Linked DNA regions of Homo sapiens: region 1 is linked to region 2. Evidence: read pairs that join two places in POLR2A ChIA-PET (ENCODE). Cell type or tissue: OCI-LY7. All regions are shown on one strand. Links, peaks and the distances in the headings refer to the core of each region. The heading gives the core; the rest is flanking DNA.

The links. ChIA-PET counts read pairs that join two places held together with the same protein. Peaks named below come from ENCODE experiments on the same cell type or tissue, not always from the same donor. Only the 100,000 strongest peaks of a DNase experiment are listed, where the experiment ranks them.
Region 1: POLR2A ChIA-PET joins it to region 2 with 5 read pairs; 3 of 35 experiments call an interaction of 5 or more read pairs at or near these places.

What each region holds. Positions count from the first base shown.
Region 1 is chr2:127,203,330-127,211,108 of GRCh38, reverse strand. It overlaps CYP27C1 (cytochrome P450 family 27 subfamily C member 1), which reads left to right. Exons shown (of 9, transcript NM_001367502.1): 2 at 5,019-5,209; 3 at 7,538-7,737. Among named protein-coding and RNA genes, the nearest start is that of CYP27C1, 13 kb to the left of the region's middle. RefSeq lists an enhancer at 1,963-2,512. In OCI-LY7, for the core only: no CTCF peak of the experiment used is centred there; no DNase peak of the experiment used is centred there.
Region 2 is chr2:127,124,358-127,132,136 of GRCh38, reverse strand. All of the region lies in intron 2 of LOC105373605 (a long non-coding RNA gene), which reads right to left. Among named protein-coding and RNA genes, the nearest start is that of BIN1, 21 kb to the right of the region's middle. In OCI-LY7, for the core only: no CTCF peak of the experiment used is centred there; a DNase peak (open chromatin) is centred at 3,516; H3K4me3 peaks cover 368 bases.

The DNA of each region.
Region 1 (7,779 bases), core at 1,708-6,707, 78 kb before region 2:
GGTCAATTTTAATTGACAAATAAGTGCCATGTACACTGAGAAGAATGTATATTCTGTTGATTTGGGGTAGAGAGTTCTGTAGACATCTACTAGGTCCACTTGATCCAGAGCTGAGTTCAAGTACTGAGTATCCTTGTTAATTTTCTGTCTCGCTGATCTGTCTAATATTGACAGTGGGGTGTTAAAGTCTCCCATTATTATTGTGTGGGAGTCTAAGTCTCTTTGTAGGTCTCTAAGAACTTGTTTTATGAATCTGGGTGCTTCTGTATTGGGTGCATATATATTCAGAATAGTTAGCTCTTCTTGTTGAATTGTTCCTTTTACTATTATGTAATGCCCTTCTTTGTCTTTTTTGATCTTTGTTGGTTTAAAGTCTGTTTTGTCTGAGACTAGGATTGCAACCCCTGCTTTTTTTTTTTTCACTTTTCACTTGCTTTGTAAATTTTCCTCCATCCCTTTATTTTGAGCCTCTGTGTGTCTTTGCCTTTAAGATAGGCCTCCTGAATACAGCACGCTGATGGGTCTTGACTCCTTATCCAATTTGCCAGTCTGTGTCTTTTAACTGGGGGATTTGCCCATTTACATTTAGGGTTAGTATTGTTATGTGCGAATTTGATCCTGTCATCATGATGCTATTTGCTTATTTTGCACACTAGTTGATGCAGTTTCTTCGTAGTGTCATTGGTCTTTATATTTTGGTGTGTTTTTGCAGTGGCTGGTACTGGTTTTTCCTTTACTTATTTGGTGCTTCTTTTAGGAGCTCTTGCATGGCAGACCCAGTGGTAACAAAATCCCTCAGCATTTGCTTTTCTGGAAAGGATTTTATTTCTCCTTTGCTTATGAAGCTTAGTTTGGCTGGATATGAAAGTCTGGGTTGAAAATTCTTTAACTATGTTGAATATTGGCCCCCAATCTCTTCTGGCGTATAGAGTTTCTGCTGAGAGATCCACTGTTAGTCTGATGGGCTTCCCTTTGTAGGTGACCTGGCCTTCCTCTGTGGCTGCTCTTAACAGTTTTTCCTTCATTTCAACCTTGAAGAATCTGATGACTATGTGTCTTGGGGTTGATCTTAATGTGGAGTATTTTAATGGTGTTCTCTGTATTTTCTGAATTTGCATGTTGGCCTGTCTTGCTAGGTTGAGGAAGTTCTCCTTGATAATATCATGAAGTGTGTTTTCCAGCTTGTTTCCATTCTCCCCGTCTCCTTCTGGTGCTCCAGTCGATTGTAGGTTTGCTGTTTTTATGAAGTCCCATATTTCTTTGAGGCTTTGTTTATTCCTTTTCATTCTTTTTTCTCTATTCTTGTCTGCATGTCTTATTTCAGTAAGGTGGTCTTCAAATTCTGATATCCTTTCTTCCACTTGGTCGATTTGGCTGTTGATACCTGTGTATGCTTCACGAAGTTCTCACACTGTGTTTTTCAGCTCCATCTGGTCATTTATGTTCCTCTCTAAACTGGTTATTCTAGTTAGCAGTTCCTCTAACCTTTTATCAAGGTTCTTAGCTTCTTTGCATTGTGTTAGAACATGCTCCTTTAGGTCATCGCAGTTTTTTATTACCCATCTTCTGAAGTGTACTTCTGTCAATTCGTCCATCTGATCCTCCATCCAGTTCTGTGCTCTTGATGGAGAGACATTGTGATTATTTGGAGGAGAAGAGGCACTCAGGCCTTTTGGTTTTCAGCATTTTTTTGTTGATTATTTCTCATCTCTGTGAGTTTGTCTAGTTTCAGTCTTGAGGCTGCTGACCCTTGGATGGGGTTTTTGTGGGGGCCTTTTTTTGTTGTTGTTATCAATGCTGTTGTTGTCGCTTTCTGTTTGTTTTTCTTTCAATAGTCAATCCCTCTTCTGTAGGGCTGCTGCAGTTTGCTGGGGGTTCACTTCAGGCCCTATTCTTCTGATTTGCTCCTGTGCCTGGAGATGTCACTCAAGGAGGCTGAAGTGCAGCAATGATGGGTGCCTGCTCCTTCTTCTGGGACCTCTGACCTCAAGGGGCATCAACCTGATGCCAGTAGGATTGCTTCTGTATAGGGTATCTGACAACCCCTATTGGAGGGTCTCACCCAGTTGGGTGGCATGGGGAGCAAGAACCTTTTAATAAAGCACTTTGTCCCTTGGTGGGGAGGGTGTGTTTTGCTTGGGGGAAACCCACTAGTCTGGATTGCCTGGATTCCTCAGAACTACCAGGAGAAGAGGCTAAATCTGCTGGTCCGCAGAGACTGTGGCCACCCCTTCCCCAAGGGCTCAGGCCCAGGGAGATCAGAGTTCTGTCCCCGAGCCTCTGACTGGAATTGTTGGAGATCCTGCTGGGAATCCCCAGCCACTGAGGAAGGATGGATCAGGGTTAGACCTGAAGAGGCACTCTGGCTGCCAACTGCCACAGCTGGTGTGTTGAGCTGTGGGGATAACTCTTGGGACCAAGCCATCCAGCCTCCCTGGCTCCAGCAGGGGAAAAGTGCAGCCTGGAGCTATAGAAATGGGTGCCACCCTTCCCCAACCCAGGGAGCTTAGCCTGTTGGCAGTTGTGAGTCCCAGTGCTGGCTGCTGCCCCTCCCCCAAGGAGCTCAAATTACTTAGACAGCAGGCAGCCGCAGCTGGTGCTGGTCGCCCATCCCCTCAGGAGTTCAGTAGGCTTAAACAGATTCCAGCTGAGAGGCTGTAGGAATCTGTGCATACCAGGGTTGGGATGCTTGGCTCTGGTGGCATGGGTTCGAGAGTGGGATCTTCTGACCTGTAGGTTGCACAGTTCTGTGGAAAAAGCACAGTTTCCCCAGCTGGGTAGCCCGCTCACTCACCACCTCCCTTGGCTGGGGGGAGTGGGTTCCCTTCCCCGTGTGGCTTCCAGGTGGGCCACTGCACTACACTGTTCTTCCTTCTCTCCGTGGGTTATGCCAGCCTTCTAGTCAATTTTGATGAGAGAACCTGGATACCCTGGCTGCCAGGGAAGGTTTCACATGCTTATTATGTTTTTTTTGATGGGAGCCTCTGAGCACCACTGCTTCTAGTTGGCCATCTTGGCCCCTCTCCCATACTAAGTCTTGAAACAGGAAAATGGGGGTCCACCAGCTTTGTTCTTTTTTCGAGATTGTTTAGGCTATTCTGGGTCTCTTGCATTTTCATATGAATTTTAGGATCAGCTTATCAGTTTCTACAAAGAAGCCCACTGGAATTATGATAGGGATTGTGCTGAATCTATTTATACACTTTGAGGTGTATTTCTTTCTCAACAATATTAAGTCTTCCAGTCCATGAACATGGGATATCTTGCCATTTATTTCATGTCTTGCCATTTATTTCAGGCTTCTTTAAACAATGTTTTGTAGATTTCTTTAAACAATGTTTTGTAGATTTCTTTAGACAATGTTTTATAGTTTTCAGAGTATAGGTTTTACACTTCTCCTGTTAAATTTATTTCTAAGAATATTATTATTTTTTTTTTTGTGACAGAGTCTTGCTCTGTCACCCAGGCCTGAGTGTGGTGGTACAATCTTCACTCACTGCAACCTCCACCTCCTGAGCTCACGTGATCCTCCCACCTCAGCCTCCTGAGTAGCTGGGACTACAGGCTCACACTGCCATGCCTCGCTAATTTTTGTATATATATGTATTTTTTGAGATAGAATTTCACTCTTGTTGCCCAGGGTGGAGTGCAATGGCGCAGTCTTGCGGCTCACTGCAACCTCTGCCTCCTGGGTTCAAGCGATTCTACTGCCTCAGCCTCCGAGTAGCTGGGATTACAGGTGCACACCACCATGCCTGGATAATTTTTGTGTTTTTAGTAGAAATGGGGTTTCACCATGTTGGCTAGGCTGGTCTCAAACTCTTGAACCCAGGTGATCCCCTCGCCTTGGCCTCCCAAAGTGCAGAGAGTACAGGCATGAGCCTTTGCACCCAGCCATGTATTTTTTTTAGAGACAGAATTTTGCCATGTTGCCCAACCTTATCTTGAACTCCTGTGCTCTAGCGATCCACCCACCTAAGCCTCCCAAAAGTGCTGGGATTACAGACAGGCATGAGCCACTGCAGCTGGTCAAGTATTGTATTCTTTTTGATGTATTGTAAATTGAATTGTTTTTTAAATTTCATTTTGGATTGTTCACTGCTAGTGTATAGAAATACAATTGATTTTTGTATACTGATTTTGTGTCCTATTGAACTTGTTTATTAGTTCTAATAGTTTTTTAGTAGGTTCCGTAGGATTTTCTGTATGTGAGATCACGTCATCTGCCAATAGAGATAGCCTGACTTCTTCATTTCCAATCCAGATGTCTTTTCCTTCATTTTCTTGCTGGGAGTCAGTTTTAGAGGCTCGTTACAGACTGTCCACAGAGGGCTTGCTCTGCAGAGTTGGCTTGGTACTGCTTGGGTAGAGCTGTTGGGCCCATGGAAAGGGGCTGGCAGACAGGGCTCTGTTTGCTCTGGACATTTGTCTCTTATAATGACATTTCTCTCTTGTTGCTTCACACAGCTAAGGTAGTTTTAAAAACATATCCCTAAAGAATAAGAAAACTTCCATGATCATGCCTGTAATCCCAGCACTTTGGGAGGCTGAGGCAGGAGGATCACTTGAGGCCAAGAGTTCGAGACCAGCCTGGCAACATTGAGAGACCCCTGTTTCTACAAAAAATAAAAAATTAGCTGGGAGTGGAGGTGTGCACCTGCAGTCCTAGCTACTTGGGAGGCTGAGGTGGGAGGATTGCCTGGGCCCAGGAGTTGGAGGCTGCGGTGAGCTATGTTTATGCCACTGCACTCCAGCCTGGGCAACAGAGCAAGACCCTGTCTCTAAAAAACAAACAAACAAACAAACAAACAAACAAACGGAAACAACAAAAAAGAGATGGTTATGTGAAAACATGTTTATCTCAGCAATATGTAAATTACTGCTCTGATTCAGTGCTGTGTTAGATAGCACTTCCCTCTGCCCCAATTTTCTGCTCCTCTAGCACACAGGATGTTTATGTTAAAGGTATATCATATCTATGTATTTTTTCCTTTTTTGATTTCTCCATGGTATTGCAGCAGAAGCACACACGGGAATATGGAAAAATCTTCAAGTCTCACTTTGGTCCTCAGTTTGTAGTATCTATTGCAGACCGCGATATGGTGGCTCAGGTGCTCCGGGCGGAGGGCGCTGCGCCCCAGAGAGCCAACATGGAGTCCTGGCGGGAGTACCGAGACTTGCGGGGGAGAGCCACCGGGCTCATCTCGGCGTGAGTATGTGGGCCCGGGCTGAGCCACGGGCTGGAGGGGGAGCTCAGGGGGAGGCCCCCTCCTCCAAAGCTGAGTTCCTAAAAGCCAGCTCTTAAAAAAGCACAGAACCCCCCCATGGAATGATATCAGACAGTCTCCTTGTGCGATCTCCCAGACATGAGAGCCCTGCTGGGCTTTCTGGCTCCTCCTCCGTGCAGAGTTGTCCCGTCAGGAGCCAGGAGGGGCGACGCTGGCTCCGTGGTGGGCAGAGCGCTTCGGAAGCAGGGCTTTGTGGCTTTGGGAGTCCATTCAGTGATAACCGAGGCAGACAAAACTCACAGCGCCCTTGTCTGTGCACAGGGAAAGGAGGTGGTCACTATTTCAGGAAAATCCCTTTGACGAGGGGCTAAGAACCTCCAGCCTTGGTCGCCACGTGGTGATTTTCCTGTCTCATAGCAGACTGTGATTATTCATTTTGAACCAGCGTCACCAACACCTCTGTGCCTTCCAAGAGATCGTGGCCCGCGGCCAGGCAGGGAGGCCCAGGGCGCCTGCAGATGCCCCGGTCCAAATCCCCATGGGGTGGGACTTCTGTTTGCAGCTCTTTTGATATCTATGTCCTTATACATAAATTGGGGAGAAATACAGCCACCAATTTCTCAAGTAAGATAAATAAGAATCGTGACCAGATGTCACCAGGGTCCCTCAATTTCCGTCCTGGGGGAAATAATTAAACAGCTCCTCCTGGATGTTCAGGCCTAGAGGGGCCCGAATGCTGAGGCAGAATCTCTCTGCTGTCTGCCCCGTTAGCTGCAGGCTCAGGAGCCTGTGTGGGTGCCTGGACCCCTCTTCGGCTGAGATGGAGAGAGGCGGTGCTGGTGACTTCAGCACAGTGGACAGCAAAGGGAAGGGCAGTGCCTAGGCCCAGGCGCCGGGCTGGCTTAGCTTGGGTCCTCCAAAGTCCATCTGGAGGCAAGGCTTTGAGTGCAGGTGGTCTCCTTGAGAACGCGAAAGTGGAGCAGGGTTGGGAGGCAAGCCATGCGGAGGTGTGGAGGTGTGGGTGACGCTCGTGGGCACTTGAGGCTCAGTCCTGCCACGACCCTCTGAGAAACTGCAGAACACTCCTCAGACCTCCAAGGGGTTCCCTCAGCGTCCTGCCTTCACTGGGAGCGGTGTGCTGGGCCTGCTACCTGGGTGCTCTCCGAGTGCAGCCAGGAGCCCCAAGGCCCCACACCCTGGTAACAAGCTGCAGTCCCTCTTTCTTTCCCACACCCTGGTAACAAGCTGCAGTCTTCTTTCTTTCTTTCTTTCTTTCTTTCTTTCTTTCTTTCTTTCTTTCTTTCTTTCTTTCTTTCTTTCTTTCTCTCTCTCTCTCTCTCTCTCTTTCTTTCTTTCTTTCTTTCCTTCTTTCTTTCCTTCCTTCCTTCCTTCCTTTCTTTCTTTCTTTCTTTCTTTCTTTCTTTCTTTCTTTCTTTCTTTTTCTTTCTTTCCTTTCTCTCTTTCTTTTCTTTCTTTCTCTCTCTCTTTCTTTTCTTTCTTTCTCTCTCTCTTTCCTTCCTCCCTCCCCCCTCCCTCCTCCCTCCCTCCCTCCCTCCCTCCTTCCTTCCTTCCTTCCTTTTCTCTCTCTCTCTCTCTCTTTCTTTCTTTTTTTTTTGAGATGGAGTTTCGCTCTGTCGCCTAGGCTGGAGTGCAATGGCGTGATCTTGGCTCACCATGACCTCTGCCTCCCGGGTTCAAGTGATTCTCCTGCCTCAGCCTCCCGAGTAGCTGGAATTACAGGTGCCCACCACCACACCCGGCTAAATTTTTCTATTTTTGGTAGAGATGGGGTTTCACCATGTTGGCCAGGCTGGTCTTGAATTCCTGACTTCAGGTGATCCACCCATCTTGGCCTCCTAAAGTGCTGGGATTACAGGCATGAGCCACCATGCCTGGCCCTCTTTTTCTTTTTTAATATCAGTACTTACTTCATTTATATATACATATGTATGCATATATATATATATTTTTCTTTTGCTAATTAGCAATCTCATTTCTTTATTACAATATTATTTCAAGATTTTTTAAAGGAAGTCGTATTACTTTTACTAAAGATTATTACTTACCACTGGTAGTTTTTTCCTTAAAGTTTGCTTCAAAGGCAAGAGTGTAAGAAGCTCTAACAGGCTCCAGGGCTGCAGTTATTAACTTCTCTCTCCCCAGCAAAAAGTCTTTCCTGTCTTAATTCTACTTTGTTGGGCAGCTCTTGTTGATTCTTTATGGCTGAAATTTTTTCTAGAGGTTCCTTGAATTCTTTCCCAGAATGTCAGTGTAAGTAAGATGATTTGAAACTCACTTGATTCTTCTAGGGAGGGTGAACAGTGGCTCAAGATGAGAAGCGTATTGAGACAAAGAATTCTGAAACCGAAAGATGTGGCCATTTATTCTGGAGAAGTCAACCAAGTTATTGCTGACTTAATTAAAAGAATCTACCTCCTCAGGAGCCAGGCAGAAGATGGAGAAACCGTGACCAATGTCAATGATCTTTTCTTCAAATATTCAATGGAAGGTGAGGTGGAATCAGCAGGTGGGAAGGAGGGAAGAATGGATA
Region 2 (7,779 bases), core at 1,053-6,052:
TTGTAAATTTTTAAAAACTAACTTTGTACATTTTCTTGCTATTCAGGAAAGAAGACTCTACAACAAACTTCACTGCGACATGTTTACTTGAAACTATGGCCTAAATGGTTTTGATTATTATGTCTTTTGAATGTATACAAATATAAAATTAAGCATACACTTCTTATGCTGATAGCTCTTATAATACTATAAAACCAAAGCACATTTAGAAATCATATATCAACAATTATACAAAACCAATAAAATACAAAATAGCAACATTAATTTAACATGAGGGCTGATAATGTTTTAATGAAAATGAACAATTTATAGTATCACTAGCAGGCATAAGGCTTTCTTTTATTTTATTGTTTTTTTTTCGTCTTTGTTCAGCAGGTTTAGTATTCTGACATATTCTAAGGTCAAAAAAATGAAAAACAAGTCTTAAACTTCGCTTGATAGTTTTAGTCCTCCGAGTAATATCAGTATTGTAATTTTGGAACTATTTGATGCATGTTGTAGGTGAAGGTAAATAAGTAAAAATACTAACTGAAACTAAGATTTTTTCAGCTTAAAGGAAAAGATATATGAAGATAAAATTAAAAAAACGTTAAAGGGGAAGAAACCCTATAATATTAAAGCTGAATTGGAAATATTAACATGGTTTTTCAAATGTCAATTTTCTGCAAACTACCTGGACTGGGTGGTTCATAAACAACATATATTTATTTCTTACAGTTCTGGAGGCTGGGAAGTCCAAAATCGAGGCACCAGCAGGTTTGGTGTCTCGTGGGGACCCACTTTCTTGTTCCTAGATGGCCGTTTTCTCTCTGTGCCTTCACAGATGGCAGAAGGCAGAAGGGAGCTCTCTGGGGTCTCTTTTGTATAGGCACTAATCCCATGACCTAATCACCTCCTAAAGACTTCATCTACAAATCCTCTCCATGGGGTGATAGGATTCTAACATGTGAATTTTTTCAGGGGACACAAATATTTAACCTATATGAATGAACCTGAAGTATGTCAGGAAAAAAGGGACCATTCTGTGTTGGAAAATTTCGTGTGTCACCTTAAACTATGGTGCCCAGTAGTTTTGTCAAACAGGAGTCTAGATGTTGCCATGAAGGTGTTTTGTAGATGGATTAACAGCTACAATCTGTTGACTTCAAGTAAAGGAGTTTACCCTTGATAGTGTGAGGGGACCTCATCCTATCAGTTGAAGGCCTCAAGAGCCAAAACTGGAGTTTCCTGGAGCAGAAGCCATTCTGCCTGATTGTAGCATAGAAACCTTGCTTGCATGTCCAGCATGCTGGCCTGCCCTACAGATTTCAGACTCGCCTGCCTCCACAAATGTGTGAAGCAAGTCCTTAAAAAGAATGTGTATATATATGTGTGTATGTATATATATATATATATATATCTCACACACAAACACACACACTCACATGCCCCTCCTTTGGGTTGTGTTTCTCTAGGGAACCCTCACTAAATCACTTTCAAAGACTAATAGGGGCATACCAAAAGGACAAGGAGCCAGCTAGAAGGGACTCCTGCTGGCCAGATTTGAGATAATATAATATGAGCATCAAAAAGAATAAGGACTGAATTGATTGGAAACATCGAATAAATAGAAATCCATGAGTCCATAGCAAGTTTAAAAAGAAAGAGAGAGAAAGAAAGAGGGGAAATCCGTCTTGTTTGCCCACATCGATGACTATTCTATCAATTCCGTATTCTGGAAATAAAGAGAAGGAATTAAGCATTTATACTATTTTTTAGCAAGAATGCTTTTTAGAAAGATTGACAGAATTAGAAAATAACCACTTGGCAAACCCCAGTGAAATAACTGATTTGGAAATCGATCATCCAGGGATGGTTAAGCCACTAGTTGGAGCTTGCTGGGGGTCAGGATACTTGCGTGGTGCCAAATGACCATCCCGCAGCTCATCTGCTAATTGCGAGATGAAAATAAACCTTGACGACGGAAGGAGCAGGTTGTCACCAACTCTGCCAAGTGATCAACCCGAATCTCATGAACAACGGGACCAGCTGACGTTAGGCACCTCCTGTTGTAAAGCAGTGTGAAGAGTGTCTGCTGAAAAGGATCCAGAGCTGACTTCCAGTTTATGATAAGTCCAGGCGAACAAGTTAAACCAAAGGCCAAGGAAACAACATTCAGAATATGGAACGTTCTTTAAGAAAACTGACCTGGTTTCCTCAAACAGGTAATATCATATCGTCTCAAAAGCTGGTGGGGGCTGTTCAAAACAGCCTAAAATATCCTAGCAACAAATCCAATGTGTGAACCTTAACTGAATCCTGTTTTTAACACCGTTAAAAACACCAGTGTGACAACTGGTAAAGTTAAATTAAATTTAATGTGGATTAGATATTAGATAATAGATATATTATTGTTAAATTTCTAAGGCGTGATAATGGCAGTGTGTTTATGTAGAAATTCTTATTCTTAGGAGTTGCACACTGAAATATTTATTTATGTATTTATTTATTTATTTTGAGACGGAGTCTCCCTTTGTTGCCCTGGCTGGAGTGCAGTGGTGCAATCTTGGCTCACTACAACCTCCACCACCCAGCTTCAAGTGATTCTCCTGCCTCAGCCTCCTCTGTAGCTGAGATTACAGGCGCACACCACCATATCCAGCTAATTTTTGTATTTTTTAGCAGAGACGGGGTTTTGCCATGTTGGCCAGGCTGGATTTGATCTCCTGACCTCAGGTGATCCATCGGCCTTGGCCTCCCAAAGTGCTGGGATCACAGGCATGAGCAACTACACCCAGCCCACACTGAAATCTTTAGGAGTAAAGTGTCACCTGCAATGAACTTTCAAATGGTTCGTATATATATTTATAATAAATATATAATTTTTCACCACAGATATGTGTGACAAAGTGGTCACAACTGTTGCATGGAGATCATGGGTATATGAGGGTTTGTTGTGTTATTTTTTCCATTTATTTATGTTTGAAATTTTCCATTAGGAAAAGTTGGAAAACAATCGGTAAAACCCATAAAATAAAATTAACAACATAAATTGAATGTGATGAAGGATATTGCTTTATTATCCTCTTTGCAGGGGTACAGGCTGTTGCTCTGTTTTAATTTACAGGTTTAGCTGGCATGCCCATAGAACTTGGTGTCAGGAGAAGACTCAATTCTCCAACTACTTTACCCAAACTATTGTGAAGCTTTTTTTTTATGGGGCATTATGAAGTTGTTTGGCCTTCTCTTGACTTGACGCCAACTTTGACATTATGAAATCTGCCCTGTTCTCTTACATTTACCTGGAGACACAGAATTCTACTCGGTGCCAGTATGATCTTAAACAGAAACTGAAATTCCACACAGATGTGGCCAACAGGACCTCACTGTCACGTGGTCAGGCAGGTAATCCAGGGCGCCTGCACCGGTTGCCTGCTTTGCCTCCACACTGGCAGCAGGGTGGTCAGAGTGCTGTGTCTGCTTTAATACTCACTTCCCCAGATCTCCTTGTTGCTAAGCATGGTGCGTGACCCAGTTCTGGCCAACAGGATGAAGGCAAAAGTCACTCATTGGGCGGGGCTTCTGGATGTCTGTACAAGGGACACCCTTGGGGGGCTGTCGCTTCAGCTCTTTACTTTTTGCCCCTCCCCTCCTCCCTAATTAATGCAGGAGGCACAGCAGCTGTCCTGCAGCTGTGAGGACAAATCTCTCACAAACTATTCTCAGAGAGACTGAGTTGGAAAACGGAAGGAACCTCTGTCCTTGATGACACCCCTGCACAATTGCATCTGCCCAAGGCTACCTTTCTGCAGACTTATTATTATATGGGAAAAATAAACTCTTGAGTGTTTAATCCAGTGTTCATTGACTTAACCTACAAAAAAGATCTTCTCAAATGATTCATTCAGAAAATACTGATGTTAAATGTTTAGATGATTATATATGGCATGAATATGGATGCGAAAATTCTTAACAAAAATATTAGCAAATAGAATTCAGCAATATATACAAAGGTTATACATGATGACCAAGAGGGATTTATTCCAGCGAGGCTGGTTTAATATTCAATCATATGATCCTATCGACTGATCTAGAAAAAGCATTCGGCAAAATTCAACACTAGTTTATGATGAAAACTCTCAGAAAACTAGGAATTTAGGAGAACTTCCTCAACTTGATAAAGAACATCTACAAGGAACCTACAGCTAATATACTTGGTGTAAGACTGGTGCTTTCTCCTTAACATTGGGAACCAGGCAAGGATGCCCACTCTTACCAGTGCTATTCAACATAGTACTGGAAGCTCTAGCCAGGGCAGTAAGTCAAGAAAAGGAAATTAAAGGCATACAGATAAGAAAGGTAAAAATAAAACTATCCCTATCTGTAAATGACTTGATCATCTAATAACAAATTCTAATGAAAGTAGTCAAAAAAGATCTAAATAAATGGAAGATATATAGTATTCATAGGTTGGAAGATTCAACACTGAAAAGATGTCAGTTCTCCCCAGACTGATATACAATGCAATTCCTGTAAAAATCCCAGCCAGAAATTTTGTAAATATAGCCAAAAATTTTGTAAATATATACAAATTTTATATTTGTAAATATAAAATTTAGGATTATCCTAAAATTTATATGGAAAGGCATAGGGCCTGGAAAAGTTATTCCATTCAACCAACCCAAACTATTCTGACACCAGTGAGGTGTACTGCAGGACAATTCTGGCAGAAGCTATCCAGAGTTAGCACAGATCTCACAAATTAAAGGGCATGGACCTCAACAAGGACTGCTTTCTTCCAGACACCAGCCACAGTGGGGTTCCCAGGACACCTGCACTTCTGACCAACTGGCTACAAACCTGGGGGGTTCCCATGACCTCCTCAGGTTCAAGAATTCACTAAAATGACACTCAGAACTCAGGAAACCACTATATTTATGATTACTGTTTTTTAAATAAGGGATACAAATCAGGAAAAGCCACATGAAGAGACACATGCGGAGAAGCCTGGGAGGTCCTGGATGTGGATCTTCTGTGCTCTCTCCCTGTGGAATCAAGATGCATCACCATCCTGGTACGCCAGTGTGTTAACTAATCTGAAGGCTCCACTGAGCTTCAGTGTCCAGACTTTTTTTGGAAGTTTCATCACACAGGCATGACTGATTGAATATGGATCATCTGATTGAATGCACTCTCCAGCCCCCTCCTTTCTGTGGAGTTTGGGCTGGCTCAAAGTCTGGACCCTCTAACCACATGGTTGGCCTTTCTGGTGACCAGCCCCATCCTGAGTCATTTCATCTCTCGTCATAAACCCAGGTGGGATCCAAGGCGCTTGTAAATAACAGACATTCCCGTTCCTTGGAAAATTCTGAGTAGTTAGTCTCCTTCCCAGGAACCAGGGACAAAAGCCAATCAAATTCTTTATTATACAATAGCTAGAGCAACTTCAAAAAGGAAGAATAAATTGGGGAAAACCTCTCTACCTGCTTTCATATAGGTACAGTAATTAACTCTACATGGGATCAGCAAAGGAACAGACACACAGATAAAGCAACAAAATAGAGAACCACTCCCAAAAAAGAGAATCCAGAAATAGCCCCTCAGAAGTGTTGCCAATTGATTTTTGACAAAGGTGCAAAGGTTATCAATGGAAGGATGATAGTCATTTCAATGACTGGTGCTGGAGCAATTAGGTACTGAGAGGCAAAAAAATAGACCTTGCCCTAAACTTCACATCTGTTGCAAAAGCTGACTCAAAATGGATCATAGATTAAACGTAAGTTATAAAACTAGAAATCTTTTAGAAGGCAATATATGGAAAAATCTTTTGGACCCAAGGCTTGGTGAAGAGTTCTTAAATATGACATCAAAAGTACAATCCTTGAAAGAAAAAAAATGGATCAATTGAATTTCATCAAAATTAAAAAATTTTGCTCTGCAAAAGACCCTCTTAGATGGATAAAAAGACAAGCTACGGACTGTGAGAAAATATTTGCAAACCACATTTCCTACAAAGGACTATTATCTGGAATACATAAAGAGCTCTCAAAACTCAACAGTGAAAAAAAGAAGCAATCCAATTAGAAGTTAGGCAGAAGCCATAAAGAGACATTTCACTGAAGAGGAGATACAGATGGCAAACAAGCACATAAAAAGATGTTCAGCATCACTAGCCATTAGGAAAATGCAAATTAAGACCATGATGAGATATCACTATATGCTTATTAGAACAGCTAAAATGGAAAACAGTGACAACACCAAATGCTGGTGAGGATACAGAGAAACTAGATCTCCCATACTTTGCTGGTGGGAATGGAGAATGGTACAGCCAGTCTGGAAAAGAGTTTGACAATTTCTTAGAAAACTAAACATATACTTGTGATACGATCTGGCAATTGTACTCTTGGGTGTTTATCTAGAGAAATGAAAACTATGTTTACACAAAGGTGTGTACACCATTGTTCAAAGTAGTTTTACTTGCAATAGTCAAAAATTGTAATCAATGTACATGTTTCCCAATAGGCGAATGGTTAAACTGTGATCCATTCACCTACACCATGGAATACTACTCAGCAATGCTGAAGAATGAACTACTAATAGATGCAACAGCTTGGAGCTTGGATGGCTCTAAAGGTGTGGTTTTCAGTGAAACCACATACTTTATGATTCCATCATACAACCTTTTTTTTTTTTTTTTAAGACAAGGTCTTGCCCTGTTGCCCAGGCTGAAGTGCAGTGGCATGATCATGGCTTACTGTAACTTTGAACTCCTGGGCTCAAGGGATCCTCCAACCTCAGCTTCCTGAGTATCTGAGACTATAGGTGCATGCCACCATACTTGGCTAATTTTTAATTTTTTTTGTAGAGGTGAGGGTCTCACTATGTTGCTCAGGCTGGTCTCGAACTCCTGGGCTCAAGTGATTCTCCTGCCTTGGCTTCCCAAAGTATTGGGATTACAGGTACAAGCCACTGCTCTTGGCCATACAACATTTTTTTTTTTGAGACAGAATCTTGCTGTGTTGCCCAGGCTGGAATGCAGTGGTGCCATCTTGGCTCACTGAAACCTCTGCCTCCCAGGTTCAAGCAATCCTCCTGCTTCAGCCTCCCGAGTAGCTGGGATTACAGGCATGCCCCACCATGCCCGGCTAATTTTTGTATTTTTAGTACAGATGGGGTTTCACCATGTTGGCAAGGCTGGTCTAGAACTCCTGACCTCAGGCGATCTGCCCACCTTAGCCTCCCAAAGTGCTGGGATTGCAGGCGTGAGCCACCATGCCCAGCCCATGTAACATTCTTGAAATGACAAAATCTTAGAAATGGAAAACAGGTGAGTGGTTGCCAGGTGAAGGGTGGTAGGGGCGGATGTGACTGAGGGGTAGCACCAGTCACCTAGCGGGGTGGTATTTCCATCGTGGCAGTGGTTACTATTGTGGCAGGCCAGGTCTCACTAATGCAGGCCTCCGTAACAACTGTTTCAGTACTGAGTGGTTAAGTTAAATATTAAAAGCCAGTGCCCTTATGAAAAGGCTGGAATGTAACAAAGAGCCCACCAAGAGTTTTGCCTAGGTCTTTCCTGGGCCTTAACGCATGACAACGTAATGAAGGAATTCTTAACAGGACCCATTTAGGATTAAATACGTTTTATCGTGGGTCTGAAGAAACTCCCCAGGCCCCACAAACAAGCTTATTGAGAGTCTGAAGGAACTCCCCAAACCTCCATGATTCAGCAGGAGACAAGATAAGGGTAATCACCCCAGCACCTGGACCCATTTAGATTAAGTAAATTTACTGAGGCTCCAG